2 separate regions of the Homo sapiens genome follow, and region 2 is linked to region 1. The links are chromatin loops, found by intact Hi-C in ENCODE. Cell type or tissue: chondrocyte. All regions are shown on one strand. Links, peaks and the distances in the headings refer to the core of each region. The heading gives the core; the rest is flanking DNA.

Region 1 (10,500 bases), core at 3,924-6,423:
ATGCATTTGAACATCTCTGGAATTTTCTGTATAGTTGCACTGTGAAAGTGAAACTCAACTCTTTTCCTTTGCTTAAAGTCAAATCTGATGAAAAGTTTTCTATTTAAAAATTATTTTAAAATTAAAAAACATTTTAAAATTAGCACTACCCATAAATAGTAGGTTTTTCCCAGAAGAGGGTCTTTTCTCCTTTCCTTTTTCACTAACATTTTCTCAAATGTTTAACTGATTTGCACATGTTTTTCTACCTGTGGTTTTAACTAAATAGAACAGAGGAGAAAAATAGTTATCAAATGATGGTACAAGACTGTGGCTACCTTTTTTTTCTTTTAAGCAAAGCAAATTTTATAGTTTTTAAGTTAATACTTTTCATTTAGATAAAACAATCTCGAAATGATATTCTCACATACTAGGATTTTTAAAAGGTTAGACTCTGCCTTACAAACTATTCATTTAAACAATGTAGGTCCAGTCCAAGTGATATAGAAATTAAAAAAATTTTAAAAACCAATATATGGTTTGAGAGGGAAGCCTTGATTCGAATCAAATTGGACAAGTGTGTGTAAGGAAATATATGTCATTTTTAGCATTTTTGGGTACAGTTAAAGGAAATTCCTAAGCCAGTTTCTTTCTGAAATAGTAAATATATTGTGTATAAATTAGTAACCACAGTTAGAGGATACTCTATTTGTTTTCAATTAGAATTGGGTCTGCTTTTAATCTGGAATATAACATTCATCTACATTATACAAAAAGCAGCCACTTTTATGAAAATGAATCCTAAAGTATGTGTGTCAATATTCAACTATTAAGGATGTCTACATGTTTTTCTATCTGTGTTTTTAAGTTAAAAAAAAAAAGAACAGGGAGAAAAATAGTTATCAAGTGACGTTACAGAAAAAAAAATTGCCACCCACAGATGATCTTATCGCACTGATTCTTGCGAAACAGGTGTCTGAACTGATTTGGGAGCTTTGGTTTTATTTTTGTCAGTATTTAATTTCCTGCCATGCAGCTGCAGTTGGTGTTATGAGATTTATGCGATTAAGTGTGCAAAATGACAAACAAGGCTGTCTGGTGCTCGTCTTCCCTCTTTAGTCAACTAATCACCTTTGGATTCTGGGCTCTGTCAATGAGTGAGTCTCTCACACCAGTAAGCCGCATTTATCAATCTAAACATTTGATCTGCACTGACCGCATTAGTTGGAGGAGAGGTCTAAGATAAAAGTTGCAGTTTGGATTTAGGTAGGCATTTTATAATCCCAGGTTGGAAGTAGGTTCCTTGGTTAAAGTAAGCGTCTTTCTTTCTGGTTACGGTGACACCACAGTCCTGCACATGCACTTCGGTTTAGGTGGGAATCACAGCAGTGATGCCAAGATTTAAAGCCTCAAGAGTGGTAAACTGGTCAAGACCATCTCATCTCGCAGTAATGAGGTTACTTGGAATTCAGAATCATTTATTCTTGGAAGCAAAATGTTCACGGTGAAGGCTCAAGGCTTATACGAAATCACTCTGAGCTGATTTTGGGTGCAGTGGATCACACCTGTAATCCCAGCACTTGGGGAGACCAAGGCAGGTGGATCGCTTGAGGTTTGGGGGAGTTCGAGACCAGTCTTGCCAACATGATGAAACTCCGTCTCTACAAAAAATACAAACATTAGCCGGGCGTGGTGGCATGCGTCTCTAATCCCAGCTACCTGGGAGGCTGAGGTGGGAGGATTGCTTGAACCCAGGACGCAGAGGTTGCACTAAGCCGAGATTGCGCCACTGCACTCCAGCCTGGGGGATAGAGTGAGACCCCATCTCAAACACACACACACACACACACACACACAGGGGATAGAGCGAGACTCCGTCTCAAACACACACACACACAAACACACACACACACAAAACCATCCTGACACCAGTACTACAGTTTGCATCTTTCCCTTGCCCTTTACTTGACACACTTGAGGGATTTGAGGTGATTAACAGCTCTCTGTGTTCAAGGTGATGCCTGCCTTCCTGCAGGTACTATCATCTTAGTGTATTAGTGTAGTAATGACTGGGATTTAGGTAACACTGTCTTAAGGAAGATTGCAAAGTATTTTATGCTTGTTATCTCCTCCCCTTGAAGCACAAGCCAGGATTGTTCTTTAGAGCATTCTGGTGGGGAAACTGAAACGCTATTTAGAGGAGAGGACTTGACCTCGGTCCCACAGATACACAGTGGGAGGTATTTTGGGTCTCTGATCTCCCAATTGCTAACCTGCTATTTCTTCAACTCGATTATCATTTCCTCTCCATTTTTCACAGTGAATAGGAGCCATTAGCTTTTACATTTCACTCCAAGATTTTGTTTTTTGCAACAACAAAATCTCTGGACGGTGGGAAAATACATTTATGTGTACCGGCTTGCATTTGTATCATAGCATATGGGTCTCTGCATATGGTTTGCCTTTTTTTTTTTTTTTTTTTTTTTTTCTGAGACAGAGTCTCTCTCTGTCGCCCAGGCTGGAGTGCAGTAGTGCAGTCTCGGCTCACTGCAACCTCCACCTCCCGGGGTTCAAGCAATTCTCCTGCCTCAGCCTCCAGAGTAGCTTGGATTACAGGTGCCCACCACCGGGCCTGGCTAATTTTTATATTTTTAGTAGAGATGGGGTTTCACTATGTTGGCCAGGCTGGTCTTGAAATCCTGACCTCAAGTGATCCACTTGCCTCAGCCTCCCAAAGTGCTGGGATTATAGGCGTGAGCCACTGCTCCTGGCCGGTTTGGTATATCTTTTTAACAAAACAGCGTGTGACAGGATGGCCTCACTCTGAGTCCTGGAAGGCGAGGCACAGGAGCTGATGAATTTTCTTTGTATGGAGGCCCAAATGCACAATGCTGCCATGTTGTGAATGTGATTGGATAGTGTAGAGATGATGTAGGCCTTCTTTATATTTGGGGCTTCGCTTTCTCTTGTTGCCAGCTTTCATAGGATCCTTTCCTTCACCTGTCCCCGGACCAAACCTCACAATTCACATATGACTGTGGGAGTTGACTAAACTCTTTGTAATTCTATAGAATCCTTTATACAAAGCTGATTACAGCTTTGGTGCTTTGTGTACGACCAAGCCCTCTAACACCCAATTTCTTTTGTCAACATAAATCCTAATTTGAGAAACTTTCTTGTGGTAAAAACACAATCTGATGAAGACATGAATTTGGTTTGACTCACATTTGGCTTGGAAATATGTTGTTGATAAAGGATCCCCCTTAAGCGTATTTTTCAACACAGATATTTCTCACTCTGAATTGATTTTTTATAAAGGGAAGGGAAAGGGAGAGAAGGGACATTAGGAATATTGAACATTCATTTTGTATCCGTCTCTGTCTTACATGTTTTCACAAATCTAACTTGATCAAACATTTTTTAAAAAATGTTATTTCTCCCATTTGAACAGAGGAGAAAATTGAGTGAGAGGTCAAGTAACTTGAACAAGTTCCTTGGTAATAAACTAATAAATAGCAGGACCTAAATTCAAATCCTAGCATGTGGGACAGTTACTGGCCAAGGTATACCAGAGAGGTGCTTGGGTCAATTCAAACACTAATAATGAGTGTCATGGAAGTACTGGAATTAAATCTCACTTAAAGATCAAGTGCACTGGCCTGGCGTGGTGGCTCACGCCTGTAATCTCAGCATTTTGGGAGGCCGAGGTGGGCGGATCACGAGGTCAGGAGATCAAGACCGTCCTGGCTAACACAGTGAAACCCCCTCTCTACTAAAAAAATACAAAATAGCCAGGCATGGTGGCGGCCGGCTGTAGTCCCAGCTACTCGGGAGACTGAGGCAGGAGAATGGCGTGAACCCGAGAGGCGGAGCTTGCAGTGAGCCGAGATCGCGCCACTGCACTCCAGCCTGGGAGACAGGGCGAGACTCTGTCTCAAAAAAATAAAAAAAAATAAAAAGATCAAGTGCACTACATACCCAGCCATGGCCAGCCAGATATTAAATATAAACACAAAAGAAATCTCTTCCAATCCTATATCTTGTGGCATTTGAGATTACGTCTATAATCCCAGCACTTTGGGAGGCTGAGGTGGGTGGATCACGAGGTCAGGAGATCAAGACCATCCCTGCCAACATGGTGAAACCCCGTCTGTACTAAAAATACAAAAATTAGCTGGGCTTGGTGGCGGGTGCCTGTAGTCCCATCTACTCAGGAGGTTGAGGCAGGAGAATCGCTTGAACCCAGGAGGTGGAGGCTGCAGTGAGTCAAGATTGGGCCACTGCACTCCAGCCTGGCGAGAGAGAGAGACTCCGTAAAAAAAAAAAAAAAAAAAAAAAAAAAGACCAGACATGGTGGCTCATGTCTGTAATCCCAGCACTTTGGGAGGCCGAGGCGGGTGGATCACGAGGTCAAGAGATCGAGACCATCTTGGCCAACATGGTGAAACCCCGTCTCTACTAAAAATAAAAAAATTAGCTAGGGCATGGTGATACACGTCTGTAGTCCCAGCTACTCGGGAGGCTGAAGCAGGAGAATCGCTTCAACCTGGGAGGCGGAGGTTGCAGTGAGCCGAGATCGCACCACTGCACTCCAGCATGGTGACAGAGAGAGACTCTGTCTCAAAAAAAAGAAAAAAAAAGAAAGAAAGACAGGGAGAGAGGGAGGGAGGGAAAAAGAAAGAAAGAAGAATGAAGGGAGGAAGAGAGAAAGAAAAACGAGAGAGGGAAAGAAAGAGGAAGGAAGGAGAAGAAAAGAAAAGAAAAAAGAACAGAGTAAGAACAACAACAAAAAAAAAAACCTGTAGTAATCAGGCCCAACACAGACTCAAGCCAGAAGACAGCACTAGACCCTGGGCACACGGAGGTAGAGAAGTCCAGAAGGTGAGAGGAGACCTAAATTCTACCTCATACGCATTTCTGCGTAGGTTCCAGTGACACAACTATCCGTGTGCCTCTGAAAATAATTTCTGTACTTTGGGCAGACTGTAGATTGCCTATGCCTGGTTGATGTTTTTATTCCCTGAAAATTTAATCCTAGCAGTGAAGCCATTCATATTCTCAACAGTAGAGGTCCTCAGTACCATAGTTCTTCAGCAAAGATGCTGAAAAAAAAAATTCTCCAAACCTTGAATTATTTGGCGTTTATGGTTGCTTATGGAACTTAAGTCATTTTATGGATACAATTGTCTATTTTTTATGTCATTAATAAACAAAAAAATTTAGTCCTCATGGTCCGATCTTGGCTTAAAATTTCACAGTCTTTTGTAACAGCTGAAATAATGTGTCAAAAATCAGTTAACAGTGAAATAATTTGAAAAAATATATATAAAGCATTCTCTTAAAGCTTTGGGATAAAAAGACCATGAGAAAATGTTTAGAGAAGATGTTGAAATTTGTTGTGATGAAAGTAAACAGTGATTTTTTGGGAAAGATGGGGGGTGTTGGTTCTGTTTTTCTAAAAACTATCAATTTATGTCTTGTCTATTGTGTTTAGAACTATAGAGCTATAAGATACTTAGGGTTTTTTTGTTTTCTTTGTTTTTTGTTTTTGTCCCAGGGATATTTATTTGAATTTTCTACCTGTAAACACAATTTGCTAACAGCTCCATTTACCCTTTCTTTTCACCAAAATTTGACATTGTCCTTAATCCTCCCAATTCTTTATTCTCCATATAACAATCAGGAAATTTTATCATTTCTACCTCCTATATATTGCATGTCCCATTTTCCATCTCTCGGGCCCCCATTGCCCTAGTTTGGGTCCTTAACTTGGTTGTTATAATTTTCTTCTATCCAGTCTTCCTATTTCTAGTTTCATATCTTTTTAAACCATTCATTGCATATTTATAAAACTGTCTTCCTAAAATGCCATTTCCCTGCTTAACACTTCCAGTGGTTTTCCATCACTGCTGAACAAAGCACAAATTTCCTAGCATAGCCTGCCTGTTCCTTTATAACCTTGTCCCTAACTACCTCTCCAGCTCTATTGTTTTCTTCCCTTTTTACCATAGCCCTCAGATCTGTATTCCAACCACACACTGAACTGAACTACTAAGAGTTTCTCAGATGCATCAAATTGTTTCAACCTTTCTGTCTTCGCATGCTGTTTTTCTCCTGAATATTACTATTCTTTCTTCCCTTATTCCTTGTTTACCTGACCAGTACCTAATTCTTCCTTTAAGATCCAGGCCAAGTTATCTTTTGCATTGTAAAACATTTCCTGAACCTCAGGCATTACCTTCTTTGTGCCAACATTCTATATATTCTTCCACTGCCATAGACCCGGTAGTATACTAGCTATTTCTCCTGCTAAACCAATGATTCTCAGTGGTGACAGAGAGTGTGCTGGGGGCAGTGCAATTTTGCCCATCAGAGGACATTTGGCAATGACTGGATCCATTTTTTATTGTCACAGCAATGGGGTGGTGGTGGTGCTACTGGCATCTATTGGGTAGAGGCCAGAGATGCTGCTGAACATCTTCTCATGGCCAGGACAACCTCCCACAACAAAGAATTATCCAGTCAAACATGGGTAGTACCAAGGTTGGGAAACTCTGTGTCAGACCTTAAAATTGTATCTTTTTAAAAAACTTTGAATCCTTAGAACCTAGAACAATGCCAAGCAAAAATTAGGCACTAAATAAATATTGGTTGAAGGAGTGAAAAATTCCATAGAGTTATCTAAAGGGAATCCATTCAAGGATTTTAAAAATATATTATTTGGAAAAATAACCAGAGCCCAAATTCAATCACATTCAAAAGTATAATTTGACATTTATCTTAAAATTTCCTTAATAATGCATAGAAAGACTAGATTAAGATTTTGAACTGATTATATGCCTGTTTCTCCCAAAAAAGTCATAAAATGTCAAAAAACAAGAAAAAGTCTATCAGATTACATATTTTGAAGAACTCCTGAAAGAGACCATAGCCGATGGAAGGGAGGAAATAATCAAAGAAATAATAGAAGAAAATTTCCCAGGTCTGAAGGCAGATGGAAAGGGCCTGCATCGTGGGCTTACCTCAAAATACCAAGAATAAAGACAGGAAAAACCATCTACAAAAGCGTAGATTTTACATTGGCATTTCATGTCTAATTACTAGGACTAGATACCAAAATTATATTGAGATGAAATAATAGCTCAATATAATGAGGGAATATTATCTTAAAACTAAAATATTATTCCTAGTTAATTAATATTTACATAGTGAGACAAAAATTAAGACATTTGCAGACACAGTAAGACTTAGAAGTTTACCACCCACAAATTTTCTCTTTAGAGAATTACTAAAAGACATAAGCCATCCCAACCCCTGCCAAAAAAGGAATTCAGAGGACTATAAGAGATATCAGAAACAAACGGTAAGCAAAGAAGTAAAACCTAGAATAAGTCTGATGATATTCAAGCATAATGAAAAATAGTTAACAACAACCTGGAACTAAAGTACCAGATGACTTCAATGTGTGAAGTAGAAGAAGAAAGACAAAAGTACAAGAAAGAAGATGAATGTTTGCTAAGATTCGTGTTGGGGCCAAGAGGTGCCTAGATATATACACAAATGATTTTAAAAAGAGAAAAATTAGAAAGCTTAATGTAAAATGTAAAAGAATCCATTAGGAAAATGGAATATATAGTTTCCAAAACAATAAATAAAGGGAAAAAGAAGAAATAAATAAATCCAACAGAAGACAATAAAAAAAGAAACAATAGTAAATAGAAAACATAAAGTGAGGTAGCAAGATTAAGTCAAAATATACCGGTATTCTTAATAAATGTAAACCTGTTAAATTTTCCAATTAAAGGACAGAAAATCCAATTAGGTTTTAAAAAAATCTTGTCATATGTTATTTACAAGATTCATATATAAGATAAAATGATGAAGAAAAGTTTGAAGTGAAGAAATGGAAAAATCTATCCCAGATAAATGTTAAAATAAGGAAGCAGATATAGTAATATTAATTTCAGACAAAATACTAGTTTTAGTGTAAAAGATGAAAAACGACAAAAGGGACAAGGATTTTTCATTTTGGTAAAAATATAATCCATCAAGAAGAAATAAGAATTTTGAACTTTTATGAACAAGAACATAGCTTTAAAATATACATTATTCAGTAACAATTGACAGAAATACAAGAAGAAATTCACAAATCCATAATTAAAGTGTAAGAGTCTAACAACTCTCTCTGAGAAATCAGATGATCATGTACACACACAAAGTAAAGACATAAGGATTTAAACTAACAATCAAACAAACAAATCTAAACAATACACATAGAACATTATACCCAGGAAAAGCATAATACATTTATCTTCAAACATCCATGGAAGATTCTCAAAATTCAGCCATGTATTAAATTGTAAGGGAAATATTAATAAATACCAGAAAAACAGAAATCTTATGTGACATGAATTTCCAATCACAATTCAATAAAATTAGTGATTAGTAATTAATAAAGGATATTTTCCCCAAAAATCTCTCTACGAGAAAAAAATTAAACATCTTTAATGTTATTCCATCAAATTACAAACTATGTGGAAATAAAAATCAAGAAAAGCACAATATACCAAAATCTACTGGATGCAAACAAAGTGATATTTAGAGGATACTTTTAGAGTATTAATAGAATATAGAAAGATTCAAATGAGTTAATTAAGACTTTGACTCAAAGAATTAGGGGAAAAAACAATAAAATAAGCCCCCCAAAGGAGTAATGAATTAATCAAGATGAAGGCAGAAATTAATGCAAAACTCAAACTAGTAGAACCAATGAATAATACAAAAAATTGAAGTTAAAACAATCAGTAAAATATACAAAGTTCTTGCAAATCTGATCAAGAACAAAGAAAGCACAAATAAATATATTTAAAGTTTATCTACATACCAATAAATTTTAAAATCTAAATAAAATGGAAGACTTTCTAGAAAAATGTAACTTAACAAAATCTATTCCATAAGATAAACAACTTAACATATTTAAAAATATGTTAAGTGAGAAGTCTTCCTCTACAAAATCTACAAAATCTCAAGGAATAATTGTTTCTTTTAATAGATAAAATGCTCTAGAACACAGTGAGCTAAAACTTCCTATCTCAGCCTCATAGGCAGAAACCAAATCTAGACAAGGGCAGCCTACACTTAGATATAGACCAATGTCATTTATGAAAAAGCAAAAATTTAAATAATATATTCACAAATCAAGTCCAGTGATATTTTAAATAAATACATTATGTCAAACCAGGATATATGTCAGAAATGCAAAGGTGATTTAGTAGTCTATAAATTATTTAATTAACAGAGAAAAAGATAATCTCAATGGCCCCGACTTTTAAAAAAATTTAATAAAACTCAGCACCCATTCATTCCTTATTAAATAAACAGACAACCATTTTTAGTAAATTAGAGATAAAAGTAAACTTCCTGAACTTGACAAAATTTATCTATTAAGAAATCTAATCAAATATATAAGCATTTCCTTTAAAATCTGGAACCAGATAGGATGTCCTTTATAACTACTGTTTAACGTTATACTGAAAGCCGATGCAATGTGATAAGAAAAGTAAATGAGAATAATAAATATTGGAAACAGACAAAAGTGTCATTGTTTGCAAACCATGTGCTAATTAGAAAAATCAACAGCTCTAAGAACTAATAAGAGAATGTGCAAAGTAACTAACTAAAGATCAGTGTAGAAACATCGATAGATGTCTTTTATCCCAGCAATTACAGGAAATAAATAAATTCCTAGGAAAAAACTTAACAAGAAATGTGTATGAACTACATAAAATAAACTACTGAACCTCAGTGAAAGCTATAAAAGAAGAATCAATGGAGTTAAATACCATGTTATTGGATTGGAAGACTCAATATTGTAAAGATGACAGTTCTCCTCAAATTATTCATAAGTTTAATGCAATCTCAAACAAAATCCTGATAAGTATTTCCATGGAACTTGACAAGCTGATTCTCAATTATTTACTAAAAAGAAACTGAATAAGACCATAACAGAACTACTTGATAAAGAACAATGAGGGAGCAATTACCTTACCATATCCAAAACCTGCTATAAAGATACAATAATTAAAGCATTGTTTAAAAGAATAGAAATCATGCAATGTCTGCTTTAAGACCTCAACAGAATTAAACAAGAAATCAATAACAGAAAGATAGCTGGAAAATACCAAAATACTTGGAGATTAAACTATACACTTCTAAATAACATATATGTCAAAGAAGAAATCTCAAGAGAAAATTTAAAATATTTTTGAATTAAATAAAAATAAAAACACAACTTATCAAAATTTGTGGGATGTGGCAAAACCAGTGCTTAGGGGAAAATCTATAACATTGAATGTGTACATTAGAAAACAAAGATCTAAAATCAGTCATCTAAGTTTCCACTTTAGGAAGTTAAAAGAAGAAGAGCAAATTAAATCTGAAGTAAGTAGAAGAAAAGAAATAATAAAATCTGGAACAGAAATCAATGAAATTGAAAATAGGAATTCAATAGAGAAAAATCAA
Region 2 (10,500 bases), core at 3,940-6,439, 830 kb after region 1:
TGAGGCAGGAGAATCGCTTGAACTCAGGAGGTGGAGGCTGCAGTGAGCCAAGATCACACCATTGCACTCCAGGCTGGGCAACAAGAGCGAAACTCCGTCTCAAAAACAACAACAATGACAACAACAACAAAACTCCCTCAGGTCTGATCCTGGATTAAAAAACAAAAAGAAAAAAAAACCCTCCCCCAGGCATCCTGTCATTCTTTGGGGGCTCTACAGCACTGTATTCATACCTCTATCCTAATACTGATCACACAGACCAAGGTTTTTCAACCTCAGCACTACTGATGTTTTGGACTGAACAATTCTTTGTTCGAGGAGTCTGTCCTGTATATTATAGGATGTGTAGCAGTATCTCTGGCTTCTACCTACCACATGCCAGCAGCAATCCCCAATCATGACAATGAAAAAAATAGCCAAATGGCCCCTTGGAGAACAAAATCACTCCTGGTCGGGAACCACTGACACAGACTGCAAATATTTAGTGACCTTTCCCCCAAGTAGGAAATTATCGCCTCAAGACAATGCTCACATCTTACTTTATTTGTATCTCGTAATACTTGACATAGACCCGAACATTTCAGTGTGGCTGAATGGAAAAATTATGGTACTATTCTAATAAAAATATAGATGTTAGCAAGAAGGGCTAGAGTGGAAATAAAATAGATTTAAAGCAAAGAGCAAGAAATTGGGAAGTTTATTTTGGGACTTTCTCAGATTGAGTTTCTAGCATATTTAGAATTCAAAAGCAGACAATTAAACCAATGAAAAAATAGAGTATAAGAATTACTACACATCTATGGTATTATTCCAATTAATTGGGTAAAGAATGGTCTTTTCAGGAAATGGTGCTGAATCAATTGAGTATCACTATTCTAAAAATAGAGATAAATAAGAAATAAGGCTTAGGCAGATGGACTGCTTTGGGCCAGGAGTTCAAGGCCAGCCTGCGTAACATAATGAGAGCCCCTCTCTACAAAAAAAACTTTTTTTAAGTAGCTGGGCATGGTGGCACATGCTTATAGTACTAGTTGCTCAGGAGTCTGAGGCAGGAAGATCACCTGAGCCCAGGACTTGGAGGCTGCAGTGAGCTATAATGGCACCACTGCACTCCAGCCTGGGCAACAGAGTGAGACTCTGTCTCTACAAAAAAGGAAATGAAACAAAAAAGAAATAACCCTGACCCCATCTCATACCACACATATACAAAGCTGTTTTTTTTTTTTTAATGAATCTTAAACCTAAAGGTAAAAACAACAACCCACTAAAAGAAAATGAATTTTTTTTTTTTTTAGAGGAAGTCTCACTCTGTTGTCAGGCTAGAGTGCAGTGGCAATCTTGGCTCACTGCAACCTCCCACTCCTGGATTCAAGCAATTCTCCTGCCTCAGCCTCCCAAGTAGCTGGGCTTACAGGTGCATTCCACCACACCCGGCTAATTTTTGTATTTTTAGTAGAGACGGGGTTTCACCGTGTTGGCCAAGATGGTCTCGAACTCCTGACCTCAGGTGATAAGACCGCCTCCGCCTCCCAAAGTGCTGGGATTACGGGCATGAGCCACCGCATCCGGCCTTTTTTTTTTTTTTTTTTTTTTGAGACAGTCTCACTCTGTCACCCAGGCTGGAGTGCAGTGGCGCGATCTCAGCTCACTGCAACCTGTGCCTCCCGGGTTCAAGCAATTCCCACGCCTCAGCTACCCAAGCAGCTGGGATTACAGGCACACACCATCATGCCCAGCTAATTTTTGTATTTTCAGTAGCGAACTGTTTCACCATGTTGGCCAGGCTAGTCTTGAACTCCTGACCTCAAGGGGCCCGCCTGCCTTGGCCTCTCAAAGTGCTGGGATTACAGTCATGAGCCACCACACCCAGCCTAGAAGAATATTTGCATGTCCTTAGAGTAAACAAAGATACAAAAATAATAATAGAGTAAAAGATAAAAAATCGGAACCAGATTTTTTTCATCAAAAGAAAATTTTAAGAAAGTGAAAAAGTAGGCCGGGCACGGTGGCTCACGCCTGTAATCTCAGCACTTTGGGAGGCCAAGGCAGGTGGATCACAAGATCAGGAGTTCAAGACCAGCCTGGCCAATATGGTGAAACCCCGTCTCTACTAAAAATACAAAAAAAATTGGCCAGGCATGGTGGCGGGTGCCTGTAGTCCTAGCTACTCAGAAGGCTGAGGCAGGAGAATCACTTGAACCTGGGAGGCAGAGGTTGCAATGAGCCGAGATCGCACCACTGCACTCCAGCCTGGGCAACAGAGCGAGACTTCATCTCAAAAAAAAAAAAAAAAAAAAAAAAAGAAAGAAAGTGAAAAAGTAACAATAGCTATAAAGTAGACTATTGGGACAATGGATGAAATTTGAATATGAACAATAGTTTCCACAATACTACTGCATCAAATTTAAATGTCCTGGGCTTGATGACAGTGCTATGGCTATATATTTATTTGTAGGAAATTATACTAAATAATTTATGAAAACAGGCAAGGCACAATGAATGGCTCATGTCTGTAATCCTAGCACTTTGGGAGGCCGAGGCGGCTGGATCACTTGAGGCCAGGAGTTTGAGAAGAGCCTGGCCAACATGCCAAAACCCCGTCTCTACTAAAAATACAAAAAATTACCTTGGCATGGTGGTGCATGCCTGTAGTCCCAGCTACTCAGGAGGCTGAGGCAGAAGAATTGCTTGAACTCGGGAGGCAGAGGTTGCAGTGGGCGAAATCACGCCACTGCACTCCAGCCTGGGCAACAGAGCAAGACTCCATCTCAAAAATAATAATAATAATTTATGGAAATTATGGTTCAGAAAATATATGCATAGATACAGAGACTGAAAGAATGACAAAGCAAATAAGGCAAAATCCGTAATTGGTGAATCTCCACAATGAGTAACAGGAATACCTTATATACATTATAAAATTTTCTGGAAGTTTGAAATTTATTGCAAAATAAAAAGCATTTTTTGAAATAGGGTCTTGCTGTGTCCTGTGTCGCCCAGGCTGGAGGGCAGTAACGTGATCATAGCTCACCACAGCCTTGATCTCCTAGACTCAAGTGATCCTCTCCCCTCAACCTCCTGAGTTGCTGGAACCACAGGCACATGCCACATTTTTGGTCAAGACAGGGTCTATGTTGCCCAGGGTGGTCTCAAACTTCTAATCTCAAAGGATCCTCCCACCTCCTCCCAAAGTGCCAGGATTACAGGCATGAGCCACTGTGCCCAGCCTAAAAAGCATTTTTTTTTTTTTTTTTGAGACAGAGTCTCGCTCTGTCACCAGGCTGGAGTGCAGTGGCGCAATCTCGGCTCACTGCAACCTCCACCTCCCAGGTTCAAGTGATTCTCCTGCCTCAGCCTCCAAAATAGCTGGGACTACAGGTGCCCACCACCATGCCTGCCTACTTTTTGTATTTTTAATAGAGACGGGGTTTCACCATGTTGGCCAGGATGGTCTTGATCTCTTGACGTCGTGATCTACCCACCTCAGCCTCCCCAAGTGCTGGGATTACAGGCATGAGCCACCGCACCCAGCCCCCTAAAAAGCATTTTTAAAACCTCACAGAAGATATCAACACATCCGCAACAGAATGGCCAAAATCAAAAAGACTGACAATACCAAGTGCTGCTGAGGATGCAGGACAAACAGAACTTCCACATAATTCTGGTGAGAGTACAAAGTTGGCAAAAACACTTTTGAAAACTATTTGGCAGTACCTACTGAAGGTAAACATGTACTTATCCTATGACACAATAAATCTACGCCTAGGTCAACACCCAAGACAAATGAGTGTTTACGTACACCAAAAATTACCATTTTTTGTTTACATCCATGAAAAATTACCATATATAAGAATTTTCAGAGCAACTTTATTAATAATACTCAAAAACTGGGAACAAAAATGTCTATCAGTCATATAATGGATTTTTCAAAATTTATTGTATTCATATGATAGATACAACACAGCAAAATTAATGTTACACACAATAGCATAAAAACAAATCTTACAGTCATAATGTTAAGAGACAAGCCAGAACATAAGAGCATACCTTTTAAATCTATGACCATATTTCTTAGACATTCAAGAATAGAAAAAAAGAATCTATGGTGATAGAAGTCAGAATAGCAGAATAATGGTTACTTGGAGGTGGAAAGAGGGTAGTACTGCCAAGGAAGTGGCACAAGGGATTCTTTTGAGGTACTGGAAATATTCTAGATCTTAATCCAGGATGATGGTTAGAAGGTTATATATATATATATTTTCAGTCTGTACACTTCAGATTTGTGCATTTTACTGTATGTATATTCAATAACATTTATCAGAAAAAAATTGCATTCCACAGACTTATAAATCAGCTTAGGTCCAAATAATATATTGTTTTAGAGTAGAAAATCATCAAAAAGATCTCAAGTAAGAAAGAGTCCAACTTACAATGATAAATTTCAAACTCACAGTAATGTCTACTGCCTATGTCAAATCAACAAGAGTCACGCCACTATTCGCACACAGGGAAAAATTAAGTTTCAGATGCAAGAGTTCTCTGGAGTGATACTTTAAGAAACATACTACAGGAAAAGATATTTTAATCCACCAATATGGTTAAATTCCAGAAATTACTTCAGTATTACTCTTCATTTCTGCTTTTATTCATCCATAACAACCAATGTCCTCCCACTGTATCTACAGTCTAAGGATCCACCTATTCTCTTTCCAGGAAGAAGAGAATGCACCAAACAAAATAAGGTCCTATTCTCAACAAAGGCAATTTTTTTCACTGGACTTCATCCATATTCAACCTCTCTCTGCTTGCCAGTGTACCCAAATCACTAACTTTATATTACTCCCAAATGAAACCCATAAAAACTGTTTCCTGGCTAACAATCTTAACATGGCAAGGTCTATTGGCACCCAACCTCTAATAAATAGTAGACTAATTGGCATTTACCTCAAGAATGCCCTTGCATATTTGCTCTAAAGCTTTTAGTGTATAAAAACTACACAAAAAGCTTTAGGGCAAAAATTTCCTTTCAAGGAGCAGCCGCACTTTTCTTAGCTCAATGTGGTAGCGACACCTAGTGTTAGGTCATTGAAGTACCGCATATACACAGCTCCAAGAAAACACTACAAATACTAACTTTTGAAAAGAAAATACAGTCATCTCTCTGTATTCACATGGGGTTGGTTCCAGAATCCCTGTGGACACCAAAACCTCCAATGCTTAAGTCCCTTTTATAAAATGGCATGGTATCTGCACATAACCTATGCATATAAAACCTATGCACATCCTCCTATATACTTTAAATCATCTCTAAATTACTTACAATACCTAATACAATGTGCTATGTAAATAGCTATACTGTCATTTTTATTTGTGTTATTTTTTATTGTTGAATTATTTTTTACTTTTTTCCCAAATATTTTCTATCCATATTGACTGAATGCACGTATTCAGAATCCATGGATATCCAGGGCCAACTGTATACTGTTTCACACAATACAACTGCCATATTTTAGGTGATGTAATAAATATATTCTCCATTTTTTAAGAAAAAAATAAGCATTTCAAAAGAAGATAAGACGCTGGGCGCAGTGGCTCATGCCTGTAATCCCAGCACTGTGGGAGGCCAAGGCAGGAGGATCACTTGAGCTCAAGAGTTCAAGATCAGACTGGGCAAGATGGCAAAACCCCATCTCTACAAAAAAATATATATATACAAAAATCAGTTGGGCATGGTGGTGCACACCTGTGGTCCCAGCTACTCGGGAGGCTGAGGTGAGGGAATCGCTTGAGCCCAGGAAGCGAAGCCGTGATTGCACCACTGCACTCCAGCCTGGGTGACAGAGCAAGACTATGTCTCAAAAAGAAAAGAAAAGAAAAGAAAACTAAGTTGCCATTTAAACAGATAGCAAAAAGTATGCGAAAATATCAGAAGACTTTTACCACTGAAACTTTAAGTGAGAACCCTTTATTACTTATAAGACAATATGCTATACAATTTTTGCTTTACATGATTTTTAACATAGTGTAAGTCTAATAATCAAATTCTATTTCTGCTAAAATGATGCCATCTTTCATACTAAGCAGCACTGGTCCCCAGGTCAAGACTCTGGAAACATCTTTAACTTTCTTCTCTTCTAAACGTCTAACCACTTACCATGGTTTTTGGTAATCCTCTCACAACAACAAACTTAGTTCAGGCTCTCAACATCTAACATTTAGACAGTGTTGAAATTCACTCCTAACTAGCCTTATAACCTTTTCTTTTCTCCTGCTATTCATCCCACTGCAACCACAAAATCAATATTACAGACAGCTTTTGGAATGTATGTTACCAAAAGATTCTCAACGAGTCCAAATTATTATGGCTGAAAGAATAAGTTCAACTCCTCATCCTGCAATTCAAATCTCCTCCTTGAAAATTCTGTATCTTATTCTCATGACTACAAAGAATGTATAATGCTAAAATGAATGTTAATAATCACAGAAATGTTATTTGTGTGAAATAAAATAATACATGATTGCATGTCTAAACATACTCATCAAAAACTCCTTCTCCAACTGGATGTCTTGATGATAGTGTTTTTCAAACTGTTTGTCATAAAAGACGAATTATTTTTTGATTTTTCTAAAAGTTGGCACAAATGATACTTCTGTAAACTATATACATATGTTTGGATAGTGTGCACTGGCGAATACTATAGGTTTTGAAAGGCTTACTCTCATTTTCTGCACTTTACCTTTTTGCTGCCAATAACAAACGATTCGCTATCACCAGTTTATGGACCAGCAACAGTCTATGGTTCACACATTTAAAACCAAACTCACTACCTTTCCACCCAAATCTGCTCTTCACATACCTTTCTTATTTTTAAAAGTGATATTACCTCTATTCAAAAATCCTCCAATGGCTTCTACAACTAAGTTTTTTTGTTTGTTTGTTTTTGTTTTTTTTGAGACAGAGCCTCGCTCTGTCGCCCAGGCTGGAGTGCAATGGCGCGATCTTGGCTCACTGCAAACTCCGCTTCCTGGGATCACGCCATTCTCCTGCTTCAGCCTCCCAAGTAGCTGGGACTACAGGCACCTGTCACCATGCCTGGCTAATTTTTTTGTATTTTTAGTAGAGACTGCGTTTCACCATGTTAGCCAGGATGGTCTCGATCTCCTGGCCTCGTGATCTGCCCACCTCGGCCTCCCAAAGTGCTGAGATTACAGGCGTGAGCCACAGCACCCAGCCTACAACTAAATTTTTTAATGGGCAAAAAAATTATACAAATAATTGCTAAAATATATATAAATGGCCAAGAAACATGAAAAAGTACTCCACATTATTAGTCATCAGGGAAATGGTAATGCTAAATGAATCCTCAAGGTATCACCTACCAAAATAGCTAAAATTTAAAAGATCACAAAAATTCGCCAGGCATGGTGGCATGTGCCAGTAATCCCAACTACTCAGGAGGCTGAGGCATGAGAATCAACTGAACCCATGAGGTAGAGGCTGCAGTGAGCAAAGATAGCATCACTGCCCTCCAGCCTGGGCAACAGAGCAAGACTCTGTCTAAAAAAATTTAAAAACTAACCAAATATTGAACTCTAGTTAATTATATGCATGCAAAAGTAGTTAGGGGAAAGCATGTTGATGTTTGCATTTCCTCTGAAATGCAATGAATAAGATGGATGTGAGACAAAGTACAGTAGGCAGCTGTATGAACCCCTTCTGGTTCTGAGGGTTGCCTGAAAAAAAAACTGGAAAAAAAAAAGTATAGTAAAATTTTAAGGGTATATTCTAGTTGAGGGGTCCCCCAATCCCTGGGCCAGGTACTGGTTACAAACCAGGCCTCACAGCAGGAGGTGAGAAGCAGGCAAGCAAAAGCGAAGCTTCAACTGTATTTACAGCTGCTCTCCATCGCGCACATTACTGCCTAAGCTCTGCCTCTTGTCAGGTCAGCAGCAGCATTAGATTATCATAGGCGCGCGAACCCTAACGTGAACCGCGCATGTGAAGTGTCTAGATTGTGTGCTCCTTATGAGAATCTAATGTCTGATGATCTGTCACTGTTTCCCATCACCCACACATGGGACCATCTAGCTGTGGGAAAGCAAGCTCAGGGCTCCCACTGATTCTACATTATGGTGAGTTGTATAATTATTTCATTATATATTACAATGCAATTATAATAGAAGTAAAGTGAACAATAAATTTACTGTGCTTGAATCATACTGAAACTATCCCCACCCTGTGGAAAAACTGTCTTCCACAAAACCGGTCCCTGGTGCCAAAAAGGTTGGGGACTGCTGCTCTAGATGGCGGGTATAAGTAATTTCACCGTAAAAGTCCAACTTTGCTGTATATTTGAAATTTTAGATGTCCTTACAAGGGCGAAAACAAAGCCCTAGCCAACTGCTAACTCTTGGACATAATCTCTTATTCTTTGCTTTGCTCTCCTAACTCCAGCTAAACTGCCTCCTTGCTGTTCTTAAATATAAGAAACATATTCTGCCGGGCATGGTGGCTCACGCCTGTAATCCCAGCACTTTGGGAGGCCCGGGAAGGCAGATCACTTGAGGTCAGGGGTTCAAGACCAGCCTGGACAACATGGCGAAACCCCGTCTCTACTAAAAATACAAAAAGTACCCAGGCGTGGTGGCGCATCCCTGTAGTCCCAGCTACTAGGGAGGCTGAGGCAGGAGAATCGCTTGAACCTGGGAGGTGGAGGTTGCAGTGAGCCAAAACCACGCCACTGCACTCCAGCCTGGGTGACACAGAGAGACTCTGTCTCACAAAAAAAAAAAAAAGAAGAAGAAGAAGAAGAAAAGAAAAAGAAAGAAACATATTCTGCACCTCAGAATGTTTGTACTGGCTTGGAGTGTTCCTCCCTCAAATACCCATATGGATAACTTCACACCACTATGTCACTGGGTCTTTGAGAGGCTTTCCCAGACCATCGTATATAAAAGAGCAACCCACAGCAACAACAACCACCCTATCTATCACCATCTAACATGATACATATTTATTATCTATCTTCCCCACCTACCAGAATGGAAATTCCACAAAGAGAATGACTTTGTTTTGTTCAGTGTTGTCCCAGCACCTTCAACACAGTCTGGCATGTAATAGACAATTAATAAATCTTTGCTGAGTGAAAGAATTAATAAATATATGGGGTAAGTATAACTGACATGGCTGGAAAAGAATGTAATTTGGAAAATCTATTAGGAGCCTTACTTTTATTGATCTCTCCAAATTATATGACCATAAAGATATTTATCTCAATATTATTATTATTTTTTTTTTTTTGAGAGGGTCTTGCTCTGTCACCCAGGCTGGCGTGCAGTGGTGCACAGGTCACTGCAGCCTTGACCTCCTAGGTTCAACTGATCCCCCTGTTTCAGCCCTAATTTTTGTGGTTTTGGTGAGATGGGGTCTCACCCAAGCTGCTCTTAAACTCCTGGCCTCAAGCGATACACCACCCTCAGCCTCCCAAAGTGTTGGGAGTATAGGCGTGAGCCACCATGCCCAGCTACAATGCTCTTTAAAGAGAAAAAATTTAAGAAATCTAAATCAATTTCTAACTATGGAGAAAAGAATGCTTTCATCTCAGAGCCTCTGTTTAGTGTTTATTGTTCCAGTCTTACCCTAAGTATTTTTTAGCTTATATGTCACTTCCTTGTCCTAACATGTCATGCTTTTTTTCATATTACAACTTAAGTTGTATATCCATTTATTTTTATTTAAATCTCTCTCTCCTACTAGCTCCATGACAGCAAAGACCACATCTATTGTGCTTACCCCTGTATATCCCAGACATGTGCTGAATAAATGAACACCGTTTAAATCTTCATAGTTCGTGGCTGTGCGCGGTGGCTCACGCCTGTAATCCCAGCACTTTGGGAGGCCGAGGCGGGCACAGCACAAGGTCAGGAGCTCGAGACCAGCTTGACCAACATGGTGAAACCCCGTCTCTACTAAAAATATAAAAATTAGCTGGGTGTGGTGGCGCATGCCCGTAATTCAAGCTACTCAGGAGGCTGAGGCAGGAGAACTGCTTGAAACTGGGAGGCAGAGGCTGCAGTGAGCCGAGATCACACCACTGCACTCCAGCCTGGGTGACAGAGCAAGACTCCATCTCAAAAAAATAAAATAAAATAAAAAATAACTTCATAGTTCATGGCACCAATCAATCTTAACACTGGGAGAAAAAAAACTTCAAGAAGTATGATATTTTGAGGTGGGGTGTGGTGGCTCACACCTGTAATCCCAGCACTTTGGGAGGCTGAGGCAGGCAGATCACTTGAGGTTAGGAGTTCAAGACTGGCCAATATGGTGAAACCCCATCTCTACTAAAAATACAAAAATTAACCGGACATGGGGCGTGCACCTGTAATCCCAGCTACTCATGAGGCTGAGGCAGGAGAATTGCTTGAACCCAGGAGGCGGAGGTTGCAGTGAGCTGAGATTGCGCTACTGCACTCTAGCCTGAGTGTCACAGAGAGACT

What was found. Peaks named below come from ENCODE experiments on the same cell type or tissue, not always from the same donor. Only the 100,000 strongest peaks of a DNase experiment are listed, where the experiment ranks them.
Region 2: it touches region 1 in a loop (6-fold over the local background); 18 of 110 quality-filtered maps call a loop at or near these places.

The regions. Positions count from the first base shown.
Region 1 is chr17:61,545,902-61,556,401 of GRCh38, reverse strand. No RefSeq gene overlaps it. Among named protein-coding and RNA genes, the nearest start is that of NACA2, 40 kb to the left of the region's middle. In chondrocyte, for the core only: CTCF peaks have their summits at 4,846 and 5,046; no DNase peak of the experiment used is centred there.
Region 2 is chr17:60,715,514-60,726,013 of GRCh38, reverse strand. All of the region lies in intron 5 of BCAS3 (BCAS3 microtubule associated cell migration factor), which reads right to left. Among named protein-coding and RNA genes, the nearest start is that of BCAS3, 43 kb to the right of the region's middle. In chondrocyte, for the core only: CTCF peaks have their summits at 4,874 and 5,076 (motif pointing left); no DNase peak of the experiment used is centred there.